2 separate regions of the Homo sapiens genome follow, and region 1 is linked to region 2. A link is a loop called in an ENCODE intact Hi-C map of the cell type or tissue named here. Cell type or tissue: Caco-2. All regions are shown on one strand.

The links. Hi-C counts contacts between places; a loop is a spot of excess contacts. Peaks named below come from ENCODE experiments on the same cell type or tissue, not always from the same donor. Only the 100,000 strongest peaks of a DNase experiment are listed, where the experiment ranks them.
Region 1: it touches region 2 in a loop (9-fold over the local background); 1 of 110 quality-filtered maps calls a loop at or near these places.

What each region holds. Positions count from the first base shown.
Region 1 is chr2:163,845,694-163,853,693 of GRCh38, forward strand. No RefSeq gene overlaps it. Among named protein-coding and RNA genes, the nearest start is that of FIGN, 110 kb to the left of the region's middle. In Caco-2, no CTCF peak of the experiment used is centred here; a DNase peak (open chromatin) is centred at 4,558.
Region 2 is chr2:163,700,175-163,708,174 of GRCh38, forward strand. All of the region lies in intron 2 of FIGN (fidgetin, microtubule severing factor), which reads right to left. LOC107985957 (a long non-coding RNA gene) reads right to left here. Exons shown (of 2, transcript XR_001739759.2): 1 at 5,129-8,000; 2 at 1-2,407. Among named protein-coding and RNA genes, the nearest start is that of FIGN, 32 kb to the right of the region's middle. In Caco-2, no CTCF peak of the experiment used is centred here; no DNase peak of the experiment used is centred here.

The sequences.
Region 1 (8,000 bases), 150 kb after region 2:
ACCCAGGAAATACCATTCTGGACATTGCCTTTGGGAAATAATTTATGAATAAGCCCTCAAAAGCAACTGCAACAAAAACAAAAATTGACAAGTGGGACCTAATTAAACTAAACAGCTTCTGCAAAACAAAATAAACTATCGACAGAGTAAACAGACAATCTACAGAATGGGAGAAAATATTCATAAATTATTCATCTGAAAAAGTCTAATATGTAGAATCTATAAGGAACTTAAACAATCTAACAAACAAAAACCAAACAACCCATTTAAAAGGTAGGCAAAACATATGAACAGATACTTCTCAAAGGAAGACACAGAAGTGCCCAACAAACATATAAAAAATGCTCTATATCACTAAATATCAGAGAAATGCAAATCAAAACCACACCTCACGCCAGTCAGAATGGCTATCAGGAAAAATTCATAAAACAACAGATGCCGGCAAGGCTGTGGAGAAGATGGAACACTTACATGTTAGTGGGAATATAAATTAGTTTAGCCACTGTGGAAAGCAGTTTGAAGATTTCTCAAAGAATTTAAAACAGAACTACCATCGACTTAGCAATCCCATTACTGGGTATACATCCAAAGGAAAAGAAATTGTTGTACCAAAAAGACACATGGACCTGTATGTTTACTGCAGTGCTGTTCATAATAACCAAGACATGGAATCAACCTTGATGCCTATCAATGGTGGATTGGATAAACGAAATGTGGTACATATACACCATGGAATTCTATGCAGCCATAACAAAGCATAAAATTATGTCTTTTGTAGTGGTATGGATACAGCTGGAGGTCATCATTCTGGGCAAATTAACACAGAAACAGAACACCAAGTACTGCATATTCTCACTTATAAGTGGGAGCTAAGCTCTGGGTACACATGGACATAAAGATGGAAACAATAGACACTGGGGACTACTAGAGTGGGGCAAGAGCGAAAGGAGAAAGGGATTAGAAACTGCCTGTCAGCTACTATGCTCTCTACTAGGCGGTGGGATCATTTATACCCCAAACCTCAGTGTCACACAATAAACTCATGTAACAAACCTGCACACTTAACCCCTGAATCTAAAATAAAAGTTAAAATTATTAAAAATAATTCTGTGTTCACATATTATTTAAAATGTGTTTAAGTGGCATATATATTGATTTTATTGATTTTTTTAAACATACCTATCTTAGTTGTTTAATTGGAGTATTGTAATGTTTTACATTTAATATAAGCACTAGTATATTTTTGATATACTGCTGAATTCAATTTGCTGATTTTTAAGTTATATCCATAATTTTAGATTGTAATTTTCTTTTACTGTAATGACTTGCTCAGGATTTTTCTGGTCTCATAAAATGCAATGGGATGCTCCCTTCTCTTCTATATTCTAGAAAAGTTTGTGTAGAATTAACATTTCCTTCTAACATATTTGGTAGAATTTTCTAGTAATGCCATTAGTGCCTGGAGTTTTCTTTCTTGGAAGATTTTAACTATGATTAATGTCACTTATCAATAGAAATCTATGCAGTTTATCTGTTTATTTTTATATAAGCTTTGGGATTTTGTATCTTTCAGGCAATTGGTTCATCTCACTTATGTTGTTGAATTTTGGGGCATACAATTTTTCATAATAGGCTCTTATTATCCTACTCATGGCTGAAAAGTCTTTAATGATACTCTCTCTTTCATTGCTGATACTGGTAAGTCTGCCTACTTTTGTGTGTGTGCTGTTTCGACTAGTGGTTTATAAATTTTTAAAATTTTTTTCAAATAACTAGGTTTGGTTTTCTTGATTTTTCTTTAATTCTTCTTATCAATTTACTTGATTTTTACTGTACTTTTATTTTTTTTCTGCTCACTTTGGGTTTTAGTTGTTCCTCTTTTTCTGATTGCTTCAGATGAAAGCTTAGAAAATTGATTTGAGATATTTCTTCTCTATTATATGCATTTATTGATATAATTTCTTTTAAGCTCTGTTCCAGCTACATCCCACAATTTTGCTATATTGTTTCATTTTCCTTCAATTCAAAATATTTTCTAATTTCTTCAACGATTTCCTCTTTCACCCATATATTATTTGGAATTGTATTTTTTATTTTCAAAATATTCAGGTATTTTCCAGATATCATTCTGTTATTGATTTCTTGTTTGATTCCCTTAGGGTGAAAACAATGTCATCATCTTAGTCTTTTTAAAATTGTTACAGTTTGTATTATGTCCAGAAAATGGTCCAGCTTGTGAAAGCTCCAATTGTGCTTAGAAAGAATATATACTTTGTTATTTTCATGTGAAGTGTCCCATAAATATCAATGGGATCAAGCTGGTTGATAATATTGCTCAGGACTTCTGAATCCTTATTGATTTTATGTCTACTTGTTGTATTGATTACTTAGGAATGTTGAAGTATCCAATTATAAATGTGAATTTTCTATTTCTGCTTATTTTCTCTTAGTTTTGTTTCATATATTTTTAAGCTCTTATTAATAATTGTACATGCAAAATTAGCATTAATAAGATTATTGATGAATGGAACATTTTTATCATTATATACTTTCCTTCTTTATCTTAATAATGTTCCACATTCTAAGATCTTATGGCTTTGTTATTGCTGAGCAGTGGTAAAAGTTTTGAGACTCCACTTTGAGTCCTCTGATGCCACCCCAGCTATCAGGTCAACAAATGTCAACAAAGAGATGACATAGATGTTAGAATTATTAGACAAGGAATTTAAAACAACCAAGATAAAAAAAATTTTCAGTGAGCAGTTATAAACTTGCTTGAAACAAACAAACAATAAATAGAAAGTTTCAGCAAATAAATAGAAGATTATAAAGAACCAAGCAAATTTTTGAACTGAAAGTACGCAAAATCGAAAATAAAAGCCTTAGGGAATGGGTTCAACAACACAATAGACAAAAAATAAGAACGAATCATTCAACTTGAAGATAGAACAATAGAAATTATCTGAACAATGTAAAGAAAATAGACTGAAGAAAATAAGCAGAGTCGTAGTGACCCGTGGGACTGTAATAAGTGATCTAACATTTGTGTCATCAAAGTTTCGGAAGGAAAGAAAAAAGAAGGTGGTCCTCTGAGTTTGTTCAACGAAATAACGGCAGAAAAATTTCCAAATCAGGCAAAAAAAAAAAAAAAAAAAAAAAAACTAGAAATTTAAGAAGCTCAATGACAAATAGGACGAACCTAAAGTAATTTACGCTAAAACACCTCATTGTCAACCTTCAGAAAACTAAAGACAAGGAGAAAATATATAAAGCAGCCAGAGAGAGATAAATGACACATTATCCATAGTGGAAAACAGTAGATTTCTTATTAGAAATCATGGAGGCCAAAAGGAAGTGGCACAGTATTAAAAGGCAGTAAAAGAAAACAAGTGTCAAACTAAAATTCCACATCTAATGAAAATATTTTTCAGTCATGTAGTAAATCAAGACATTCTCAGATGAAGAAAAAATTAATTTGTTGCAAGGAGACCTACCTTAAAAAAATGCCTAAAGGAAGTTCCCTAAATGGAAAGAAAATTATAAAAGAAGAAAGGAACGAACATAATTTAAAAAAAATGAGTAAATGCAATAAACTGTCCTATTTTTTCTTAAATTTTTAAAGTTATATTTTGATTATTGAAGATAAAATTTTAAGTGTCTGGCTTTCAATATCTGTAGAGAAAATATTTAGGACAACTATACTAATTTAGGACAACTATACTAATATTATAAATGGGAGAGAGAGATAGGTTTCTAAACTTCACTCCAACTGGTAAATTGCTGATGCCAGTAGACTTTGATAAGTAATATCTGTGTAATGTAATGCCTAAAATGATCACTAAAAAGATACACAAAATAGTACACTCAAAACATCCTATATTAATCAAATGGAATTCTAAAAATGTTCAAGTAACTTGTAGAGAGGCAAGAATAAGAAAATTGATATGAAAAAGAGAAAGAACAAACAGAAAACCAAAAGTAAATGGCAGATTTAAGTTTCTACATTCTCATCTTGTTACTGGAAAGGGGCCCCAGTCCAGACCCCAAAAGAAGACTCTTGGAACTTGTGCAAGAAATAATTTGGGTTGAGTTCATGGAGTAAAATGAAAGCAAGTTTATTAAGAAAGTAAATGAATAAAGAATGGTTACTTCACAGGCAGAGCAGCAGCATGAGCTGCTGGTTGGCCACTTTTATGGTTATTTCTTGATTACATGCTAAATAACAGGTGGATTATTCATGAGTTTTCTGGGAAAGGGGTGGACAATTCCCGGAACTGACGGTTCCTCCTCTTTTTAGACCATATGGGGTAACTTCCTGATGTTGCCATGGCATTGTTAAACTGGCATGGCACTAGTGGAAGTGTCTTTTAGCATGCTAATGCATTATAATTAGCATATAATGAGCAGTGAGAGTGACCAGAGGTCACTCTCATTGCCATCTTGGTTTGGTGGACTTTCGCCAGCTTCTGTACTGCAGCCTGTTTTATCAGCAAGGTATTTATGACCTGTATCTCTTGCTGACCTCTATCTCTTCCTGTGACTTAGAATGCCTAACCTCCTGGGAATGCAGCCCAGTAGGTTTTAACCTCATTCTACCTAGCCCCTGTTCAAGATGGAATTGCTCTGGTTCAAATGCCTCTGACAATCTCATTATTGTAAATGGTCTAAATACACCAATTAAAAGACCTTTATGAAACAGTGGATAAGAAAACATGATACAACTCTATTCTGCATACAAGAAATTCACTTAAAAATATGTATTTTTAGAAGAGCAAAAATGTAAACTTCGAATCAAAGATTATTATTAGAGGAACATTCCGTAATTATAAAAGTGTCTATACAGCAAGAAGACGTAATAATTCTGAATGTATATGTGCCATATCAACAGCAGTTTCAAAATCCATGAAGCCTAAACTGATAAAACTTAAATGAAAAATACATAAATCCACCATTAGAGCTGGAAACTTCAATACCCCTTTTTCAACAATTGACATAAAAACTAGACTAAAGGCCGGGCGCAGTGGCTCCCGCCTGTAATGCCAGCACTTTGGGAGGCCGAGGTGGGCGGATCAAGAGGTCAGGAGATCGAGACATCCTGGCTAACACGGTGACACCCCGTCTCTACTAAAAATACAAAAAATTAGCCGGGCGTTGTGGCGGGAGGCTGTAGTCCCAGCTACTCGGGAGGCTGAGGCAGGAGAATGGCGTGAACCCGGGAGGCGGAGCTTGCAGTGAACCGAGATCGCACCACTGCACTCCAGCCTGGGCGACAGAGCGAGACTCCGTCTCCAAAAAAAAAAAAAAGAAAAAAAAATATTGGCAAGGCTATAGAAAAAACTCAACAGTATCATCAACCAACAGAAACAAATAAAATTTTGTTGACTATTCCCCTAAACAGCAGAATACACATGTTTTACAGACTCTCATAGAACATATATCAAGGTAGTTCATATCGTGGGCCATAAAACAAACCTCAACAAATATACAAGAATTGAAAACATACAGACTGTGTCGTCTGACCACAAAGAAATCAAAATAGAAATCAGTAACAACAACGACAATCAAAAAGTTTTCCTAACATTTGAAAAACAGATCATATGTTTCTAAATAATCCATGAATCAAAGAGAAAGTCTGGGGACACTTTAAAAAACACAGTAAACTAAATGTAAACAAAAACATAACATTTCAAAATTTGTAACATGTAGCTAAAGCAGTGCTGGAAAGAAAATTTGTAGCATTTAATACTTACATTAGAAAAGAGGAAAAAGAGCCTGGCAACATGGCAAAACCCCACCTCTACTAAAAATAAAAAAAAATTACCTGGGCAGCCTGGGTGACAGAGTGAGATCCTGCCTTAAAAGAAAAGAGGAAAAGTATCAAGTAGATAATATAAGCTACTGTCTCAAGAATCTAAAAACAGGGGAGCAACCTAAACCCAAAATAAGTGAAGGAAGAAAATAATAAAGAGAAGTCAATGATATTGAAAAGAGAAAATGATAGAGAAAAGAATTAAAAACAAAAGGCTAGTTTTTGAAACAACCGATAAAAATGATAAAATATAGAGAAGACATTAATTACCATACAGTATAAAATATTGAGATAACAAAATAATTATAAGATAATAAGAATTATAAGAGAATCAAATAATTATAAAGGAATACTACAAACAATTCTCTATATATAAGTTGGACACCTTAGAGGAAATAAATATAATAATAATAAAGGAGATTTCCTTGAAAACTACACATTACCACAACTCTTTCAATATGAAATAGATAATTTGAATAGTCTTATAAAACCCTACTGCCTATAATTTTGAAGGAATTGAAATTATAATTAAAAACGTTCCAAAAAATCCAGACCCAGATACCTTCACTAAAAAGTTATACCAAAAGCTAAAGGAAGAATTTACACCAATTTTACATAAGCTCTTCCAGAAAATGAAGGAGGAGAGAACACATCCCAGTTCATTCTATGAAGTCACTTTCTCAAACCAAACAAAATCAGTATAAAAAAGAAAACTACACAACAAAATCCTTCATGTATAGAGATACATAAATTCTTTACAAGCCATTAGCAAAAAGAATTAAGCAATATATAAAAATATTTATACACTATGACTCGAATAGTAAAAACAATTCTGAAGAAGAATAAAATGGGAGAAATCTCTTAGCCCAATTTCAATCATTTGTAGATATTATAATAATCAAGACTGTGTGTTATTAAGTTACAAAAAGTAATGAAACAGAATTGAGATCTTAGAAACAGCACCATACAATATGGCCAAATTATCTGAACATAAGTGTAAAAGCAATTTAGTGGAGGAAGAGTAACATTTTCAACACACAGCACTGAAGCAATTGAATAAACATAGGCAAAATAAGAAAAAAGAAAACTTAACCTAAATGTCATACCTTATGGAAAAGTTAACTCAAAGTTGATCATAGATTTAAATATTTAAATAATTTAGCTTTGAATTTTAAATAATTTAAAAGCTTTCATAAGTTTATAATTTATTTTACGTTTTATTTTGAAAGAAATATTAGCTGGATATAGAATTACAGATTGGTAGTCATTTTCTTTCAGTATTTTAAACGTGTTTTTCAAGTGTGATTCATCTTCAGCTGTGTCATTTGAGAAGCCATGATAAAAATGCTCCTTTCAAGGTAAATGTGCTCTTTTCCCCTTTAAGTACTTTTAAGATTGCATGCTCTTTCGTTTTCATTAGGTTTTGAATGTTTTTACTAGGTATGATTTACTTTTTGTTCACTCTGCTAGGGTTTTGTTGTTCTTGAAGCTGTGACTTATTTCATTAGTTTTGGAAAATTCTTGGCCAATATTTTAAAATACTACTTTAGCCACAATCTCTCTTTTCTTTCTTTCTGAAATACCAGTTACACATATGTATGTATTTTTGCTACATCTTTTATGTACTTTTCTGCATATTTAATTTTCTTTTATATTCATGTCATAGTCCTTGTATTTTCTACTGTTATTCGCAACCTGACTAATCCTCTTTTTATGTCTCCAATCTGGGTTTATACCCATCTACTGAGTCTTGCATTTCAGTTCTTCTCTTTTTAAGTTCTAGATTTTACTTGATATTTTGTTATAGATTCTATTTCTCAGGTGAAAATTTTCACTTTATCATTTAAAAACATACCAATAACAGTTATTTAAACATTAATCTCAGGCAATTCCTACATCTTGGTTGCCTGTGTGTGTGTTGCTATCATTTTTTGTTATTGTGGTTTTGGTTTTGGATTTAAAAAATCGAGTCCTTTTCCATTGTGTGGCAGGTAATTTTTGAATAGCTGCTGGATATTGTGTATTAAACATTGTAGAAACTCTAGAAGATGTTATTTATGTTCCTTCAGAGAATCACCTAGAGTAGGATAGATGTGGTGGGAAATTAGAGTAGCATAGATCACCACAAGCCAATCAGAGACTGAGCTGATTTATGATGGGGGTTTCAGTCCTTGATACTTTGTTATAGATT
Region 2 (8,000 bases):
TAGTTATAACGCTGGAGGAACATTTTTTGTTCTTTTTGAAACAGAATAAATTGAGAAAATAATTTCACCACAGTGACATAAGGAAGGCACTTCCTTATGTAACTGACAAAAAAGTGAGGCTGTTCAAATCATTTGGAAGGCTGTTAAGGGTACAGATGTGGAAGCATGTGAATAATGAGGTCTTTGAGCAGTTTCACTTGAAGAAGAGAAAGAAGGAAGGGGACACTGGGGCAGGGCTCTGAAATATAGTTTCATAGGATAACAAGAAGCAGGATTTGTCGCAGAATGGCGACAGTGAGAACTCAGAAGGGTCTGGAAGCTCTAGTTTCAGAACACATCAGCCTGGATGAGAGAAGATGAAATCCAGAATTCAGAGGCTAGGTTGCAGCAATGTCATAATAGGCTATGTTGTGGGAGTGGTGACTAGCAGATTTATAGAGAATGCAAAAAGGGGAGAGTTCAGTCAAGGTTACAAGCAATGGAGGCCATTGGAAGAGGGAAATGGAACACTGTGGTATGTGAAGATGTTCCATTTGAGGATAAGAAATGCCTCTGAATCTGGGATGGCATTTTGTGAAAGCAGAGAGAAGTCTAGTGTCTAAAACTACTGATGGCTTTTCCTCTGATAGCTCTATCTTCTCACTGAAACAGGGCCCAGGGCCCAAAACAACACACAGCCATGATAATCAATTAACAAGGGCTCTAAAACAGTGCCCTGTACTCTCCAAGTGCTTAATAGACATATATCAAGTCTAATCAATTCATATTTCTGGAACACACTAGATGTACAACTCTTCACTGGGTGCTTTATTTAGACACTTTCTTGATGCTTTCTTATAGTACAATTACTAAGGAAATATATCTCTATATAAAGATACACATGCATTTAAGGGAAAAAAATTTGCATTTCTTATCTCCCTAATAAATTGCAAGGTCCATGTAATGGTTAAAAAAAATATCTATTGAGTCAGTAGCTCAGGGCTCAAGTCCTCTGCAACTTCTTAATTGTTTGACCTGGGCAATTTCCTTAATCTCAGTTTTGTCTTCTGTAATATGTGAATTACAGCACTGAGTCTGCTTACCTCTTGGAATTGTGAGAAGCAAGGAAAGTAATGGATATAAAGGTATTTCATAAATTGCAAGCAGCTACCCAAAGGTAAGATTACGTATTATCATCTTTACCATAGTTGTGTACCCTACAGTTAGTCAATAAATATGTGCTGATTCAAAGCATAATCTGGACACAGGAGGGCCCAAACACACACTGCAACTACCAAAGATGAATGCCTGGTGCAACCAGAGGCTGAGTGTAAAGATACTGACAAATCAGTAGAACCTGCGGATGGTTCCCTGGAAACCAAAGTGCTGCAAGAGAAGCCACTGTAGATATTAGAAGCTTTAGCCGACAAAGCTCCCAGCAGAGTATACAGTGGCATGAGGGGAGGCCCCTTTGGGACTGACTCACTGAGGAAGCAAGGCATCCAGACGAAGAATATCTGCTTTATTGGTGCTTTTTGCTTCTCACTAGAGTAGCTGAACGCTAATCAGCATTTCCCTGCCTTAATTATTGTTACAAATGTCCCCATTTTTATTAAGATTTCTTACCAGTCGAGTCAGCTCTGGTTTCTCTTCCCTTCATGACTTTAACTTTAACATGACACTTGAATCTGATTTCCTCACAATTCAGTATTTGATCAAAGAGCTAGCACCTTCTGGTGTAAGTACTATCAATATAAGTAGAAAAACTGTAATTTTGGAAACTGAGTCATCCAGATTTTGCAACCTCGCCCCCAGCTCTGTGATTTGTACCATCAGTGCTGGGAAAGTAGCACTTGTTAAAATTTCTAAAAATAGAACCAGTGCTGTCCTCCCAGCCATGAATATCTACCAACACAAATTGAATAAGCCTGGTCCAAATGAAGCTTTCAAATACCCATTCTCAGTTTTCACATATGTAATCAGCAGAGACAGATCTACCATGAAGCGTAATGAAGCTGATCCTCACTAAATACTGGCCCCTTCCAATGCCTGTACCTAGTTTTGCATTTTTAATTTTGTACTATTGTTCTCATTAAAACACGGCCCCCATGTTGTGCAAGCTTCAGGCTCCACAAAACCAGGATCTGCAGCTGATAAGATATAAAGAACTACAGATTACACATCATTCTGTTCAGACACACTGTTCAGTGTCACCTTCACATACAAAAGGACAAAGTCTGTAAGAGAGGTAAATTTCCAAAGCACCACATAACCATTATCAGGGTCACATTTCATATCACCACCATTTATAACATTGTGAATCTGTCTATTGCTTTCTACTCCTAGCACCTTGCATGTAGTGGTACCATTCCTGATGTTTCCATTTCTCAAAGAAAGTTATGGTTGTAGCTCCAAACCAAAGGCTACTCTGAAAGAAAAAAGAAAAAAGAAGAAAAAAGTCCCTGTAACGTACTTGTCAGAAACAAAGCAATTATGAACATCATATGATTAAAAAGAAAAGAAAAAGGAGTCATTTAAATAATGAACTCTAACTTGACTATTTAGCGATTCACTATTTAGCAATTTGCTATTTTTATTACATTTTAAATCAATCCATCTAACACAGAAGTTCTTTCCACCCCGAATAGTACTGTTTCATTGCTGTAAACCTATATTTCATGACAAGACAATATCTTTCTATAATAAAATGGTAATAAAAAGAGTACCAATTATCCCAGTATTTTCTCAAAATAGGTAGACTTTCTTTCATGCCTTAATTTTATGTTTTCCTTTGCCCCATACTAAAAGCTCGGCATAATTATCCCTGAACAGGTTGAGCAAGGTCTCCGCAAAATCTGCTCAGGGTGATTATTTAGCTTTTTTTTTTTTTTTGGTATTTGCAGAATTTAGCTGAGACTGTTACAAGCGGTTTATCAAAATAAATGCTTGATTGGCTTTAGCAGTTTTTTTGTAATTGAAAAAATAAAGAAAAAAGAGTTTTCTAATAAATGGAGGGAGAGAGAGGTTAAATACTTTAATTACTAACTTGCAAAAAGATTTCCATTTGAATATGGAAACAATGTAAAGGGGTCCCTAATTTTTGTGGGACTGGAATCACTCCAGAGGATTTAATGATACTGCTGGGCAACTGAAACTGTGCAACTGAATAATGTGATTTCTAAGCATATTTCCTTAAAATTTAAGTGCTAGGGAACATTTAAAAATGGTTACTTTAAAAGGAAGGTTGAACATGCAAATTTGTAGGGGAGAGGAATTAAAACAGTGATTTCTTTCAATGATACATTTTTCATTTTCTATTTTAAAACGAAAACCAGTTACTTTTGAGTCAACAGGCATGTGACAGAAAGTGCTACATAGAAAGAATTTTCCCATCAAGGACTGCTGGATGTTAACTGAAGAGCTCAGGTAAATATGTCTTCTCCTTTTAAAGCATACTTGACATTTCTGACCTTTGAACTCTGATTTTCACTATTTGTAGGGCTCCTTACTGAGGCCTTAAGATGTAAAGGTCTTCTTGAGCTCAAATGACCCTCATTGCTTCCTGGCTCTACTCATATATGGGCACTGTGTTATGGGAAAGCCATGTTAACTTGATTTCAAGGACTCAGCCACTCCAGCTACACATCGTAACCCCAAAATGGAGATTTCATAAACAAAAGAATCTCCATCCTTCTAAATATCAGTTAATTCCACCTAATCAGATATATTATCAGCACTAATCCTAACACATAGATTACCAGCATTACAAAACAGCCATTACTAATTAGCCCTCATTCCTAATACCGCTAGCCCAGGAAAGCCTATCCACATTACTATATTAAAAGAGAGTCTATTCTGAATTGCTGTTTTGTTTGGAAAAGGGGGAAAAAAAAGTCTGTGTTCCATTCCAGCTGGCAGAGTTTTCCTAAATTAGATTAACTTTTAATTTAAATTAAAAATTTTTAAAGCTTTACACAAAGAGACAGTAATTGCCCATTTGAAACATCCAAAAAAGGTGATTGAAGGGTACAGTAATATGCTTACATGAATAATAAATAATACTTAGCATTTAGATAGAGCTTTCCCCTCATCAAATCACTTCTTTATAAGCATTAACTAATTCATACATTATCCTAGCAAGTAAAATTAAATGATGAAATGTTTCTCTACTTTGAAGTTGGGTAAACTGAGGCATAAAGTGGCAATTCTGTGGTGATGATGACACGTCAGTTTCAGAACATGGAGCGTAATTGTCAGGCATTTCCTTGTGGGCTGTGTGTGTGTGACATTAAGCTAAATCTGAAATTCATTTTTCCCACAGGCACTGCGTGGGCTTTGGTGATGTTACATAGGCCAATTTTTATTCCCATCTCTGTCAATGGCTATGAGGTATTGGACAAAATACTTAGTATCTTTTTGCCTTAATATTCCAATCTGTCAAATGGGAATAACCCACAGACTGTCTCTCTCTTTCTCTCTCTCTCTCTCTCTCTCTCTCTCTCTCACACACACACACACACACACACACACACACACAGTGCTTAGTAAATGCTCAACAAATAGCGGTTACTATTCACCGTTAGTAAGAAGTTCCTAAGACAACTACTAACAGTAAGCTAATGGGATATTTCAAATACTCTGACAGGAAATGGAGCCATAACCCCAACTAAGTGTTCAAATGGAATAAAATACTCCAAATCTCCTGGAAAAATATTAATGGCACATCTTCCAAGGCAATGCTTAATAGTTCACATTATATGCAACTAATGTACCTCCAGTGAGTACACAAGAGGTCCATCCAATTTTAGCATTAAAATATCCTCACAGATTTAAGATATTGATTTTACTTTTCTCATCCATTGGTGACATAATGACTTAAGAATTATGGTGAATTCTGTGACAACTTTATAACACTTCTAAATGGATGTATGTTTTTATTCTAATCATAAGAGACACCACATACATCAAAAACATCTATAGTACATACGTGTAAAGAAACATGTGTTTAATACACATGTGAATTTGAGAAACTTTTGGAAAAAGTCCAACATTCCTCAGAGGTCTGCAGCCCACAGTGTGGGGACCACTCTCCTAGAGGGTAAGAAATAACATACTGTTCAACACTCTTCGTTGCACAGCTGATACCCACCAGAAAAGCTGAGTAGCACAATCAGTTTCCATGTTCTTAAAAATTTTCAGATGGAACTTCATAGTTCCATAGTTTCTCATAGTGTTTTGGAGCTGAAAGAGAATTTAGAAATCTTTGGATGGAAGTCATCCATTTTAAGATGAAAAACACTGAGACCCAGAGAGGTTGTGTTTTTACCTGCTTAATTTCAAGACAATGGCAGAACTAAATTCTTAAAATTTTAGTTACAGGTCACTTTATATAAAAAATACATAAGTTGACAACATGTGAGACTTCCAAAAAACATCTAAAGAAAAGAGTACTATGTAAACTCTATTTTATATTGTTTATTTTTTGTCTTTTTTTTTTTGACAATCCTAATAGATGTGATGCAAGATTACTCCCCACAACTCTCAAGCAGCTCTCACAATCTTTTATTATAATGGTTTTACTTTTCTTTCCTTTAATTTTTGAATGATTTTCTATTAACATAGTGACAAGATAGGCACACTGTATACATGTTTGTTTTTTAACATAACTGGTTTAATATAAAAACCAGTTAAGGAATGCCAACTACTACAGAAAAACTAAAAACAACGTCCATTTTAATCACTTACAAATGACTGCATTTTTAAGCTGCTGGAAATTTAATATATGTCCATTTCTCTTCATCTGGAAAACTTACATGTTGCAAGAAAACCTTGCTGAAACCTTATTTTGGTCTTTGTGGAACATAATCTCAACATCTCAGACAGCCTGAAGCATCCTGAACTACATTTTCAGCTTCCTCTGGGGCTCTGTGAAGCTCTATTCGTATTGCATATTACATATAGGTTACTTTTAATGCTCTTCTAAAGCTTGTTAAATGCTACGCAAATTTACACTTTATGGCTCTAATGTTTAACTTATCTATCAGTAAATTTGAACCACAAATCATCTAGTTTTCCATGTTGTTTATTTCCAACTATTATTATTTCTAAATGGGTTCTATTTTAGAGAACTATATTTTAATTAACAGCAGTTACAAATTATTTACCTGAAAAGAAATACCTTGAACCTTTGCCCAAGACATCCAAAAAGGTAAAACCAAGTATGTAAAGATGGCGGCTTAATAGTTTTACTTAAACTGTGACACTATTAATAAGCACACACAATCCACTCAAATATTGTATATTAAATGTGACTTCTTCTTACTGGGAATTTTAATAATATTAATATATCATAAAATAAACCTAATCATGATGATTCAAACAGGTGCCTGTAAATGTCTGTATTTATTTCAGATTTAGACTGAGCTAATTTTTCTTTTTGTAAAATGAAACTAAAGTATACTGATTAAAATACACAATTCATATCTTTGCATATCATCCAAACAAATCACATGTAGACTGCATATGCTTTTGGTTTGATATAATTCTGTCCTGAGCTGCATGCACCCTAAAACCCAATCTTTGAGGAACAGCAACACTGAAATATTAGTTGTGCATCACACAGGAAATCTTGTTGGCTGAAATTCTGACAAAATTTTATTTTCAAACACAAGGTTTTATTAAGTTTTTCTTTTCTAGAGCAATAATCTCATTTAAAACAAACAAAAAAAATTATGCCAGTATGACCAAAGGTATAAACAAACGATGAAAACTTTCATATTCCTGAATGTCACGGCCATTGCAGCATCAGTTACATCTGGAAGGAGAAAAACTTAACATTTCTTTTCTGTCTTCATTGCCTAACATCAATAAAATTGTACAAGAGTTATATAATTATTCTTAATTTCTATTGAGGAATAAAATTTCAATCCTCTTTTATTTCAAAACATTCAGGAAGAAAACAACCAAGCTTACCATGTTTATCTGTCAAAACAACACTCCTCTGGCCAACATGGTGAAACCCCGTCTCTACCAAAAATACAAAAAAATTAGCTGGGTATGGTGGCATGTGCCTGTAATCCCAGCTACTCGGGAGGCTGAGGCATGAGAATCGTTTGAATCCAGGAGGTGGAGGTTGCACCTTGCAGTGGGTCAAGATCGCGCCACTGCACTCCACCCTAGCGACAGAATGAGACTCTGTCTCAAAAAAAAAAACAAAAAAAGAAAAAACACTCCTCAATAGTATGATCCTCATTTTATTCTCTAGTGGGTAAACTCTGCCTGATATCAGGTTATTTCAAAGAGTGTAGTGACAAAACAGAAACAAAGAAGATTAAAAATGCAGAAGAGATGGAATTTGGAATTTAAGTGTTTTTAGTAAAGTAAAATAATCTTTGTGAAATTATACAACCAAAACTAAGTCCATATCAAGCAACATTTGAAAAATATCAACAGTATTTAATCATTATTGTAAATCTCATTAAAATGAGATTTCCAAGAATGCAGGCCTTTTATTTTACCCTAATTTTCAAACAACTTGGCAGTGATCTATTTATGGAAATGGCTTTGTTAAGGAGATAAAAAAGTGAAACTATCTGTGAAAAGAGGTGAAGAGTGGGCATTTTTTCTTTTCCTGTAAATCTTATAATAAATAAAAATATCTGTAGTTAGGAAAAATACATATTTAACAGAGATACTACTGGTCTTGATATAACCAGAAATTTCTAAATACTTCCAAATATACTATTTCAGTCATTTGTTTCAAATAAAAATTTATATTTAAGATTGTTTACATAACTATTTTTAAGCCACATTGTGATATCAAATCCTATTTGTCTTTATGTTACAATAGCACAAATTTCTCAACATTTTAAAAGAAGTTTCTGTGAAGAGATAATTTCATCATTGGGAATTCTCAAAAAAAATTAATTTGATGTCATCAGGATAACTGAATCTTGGCCACCTCACATATTGTTATTTTGATAGAATAGTTAGAAAATTAAAGGGGGAAAACACCAAAGAAA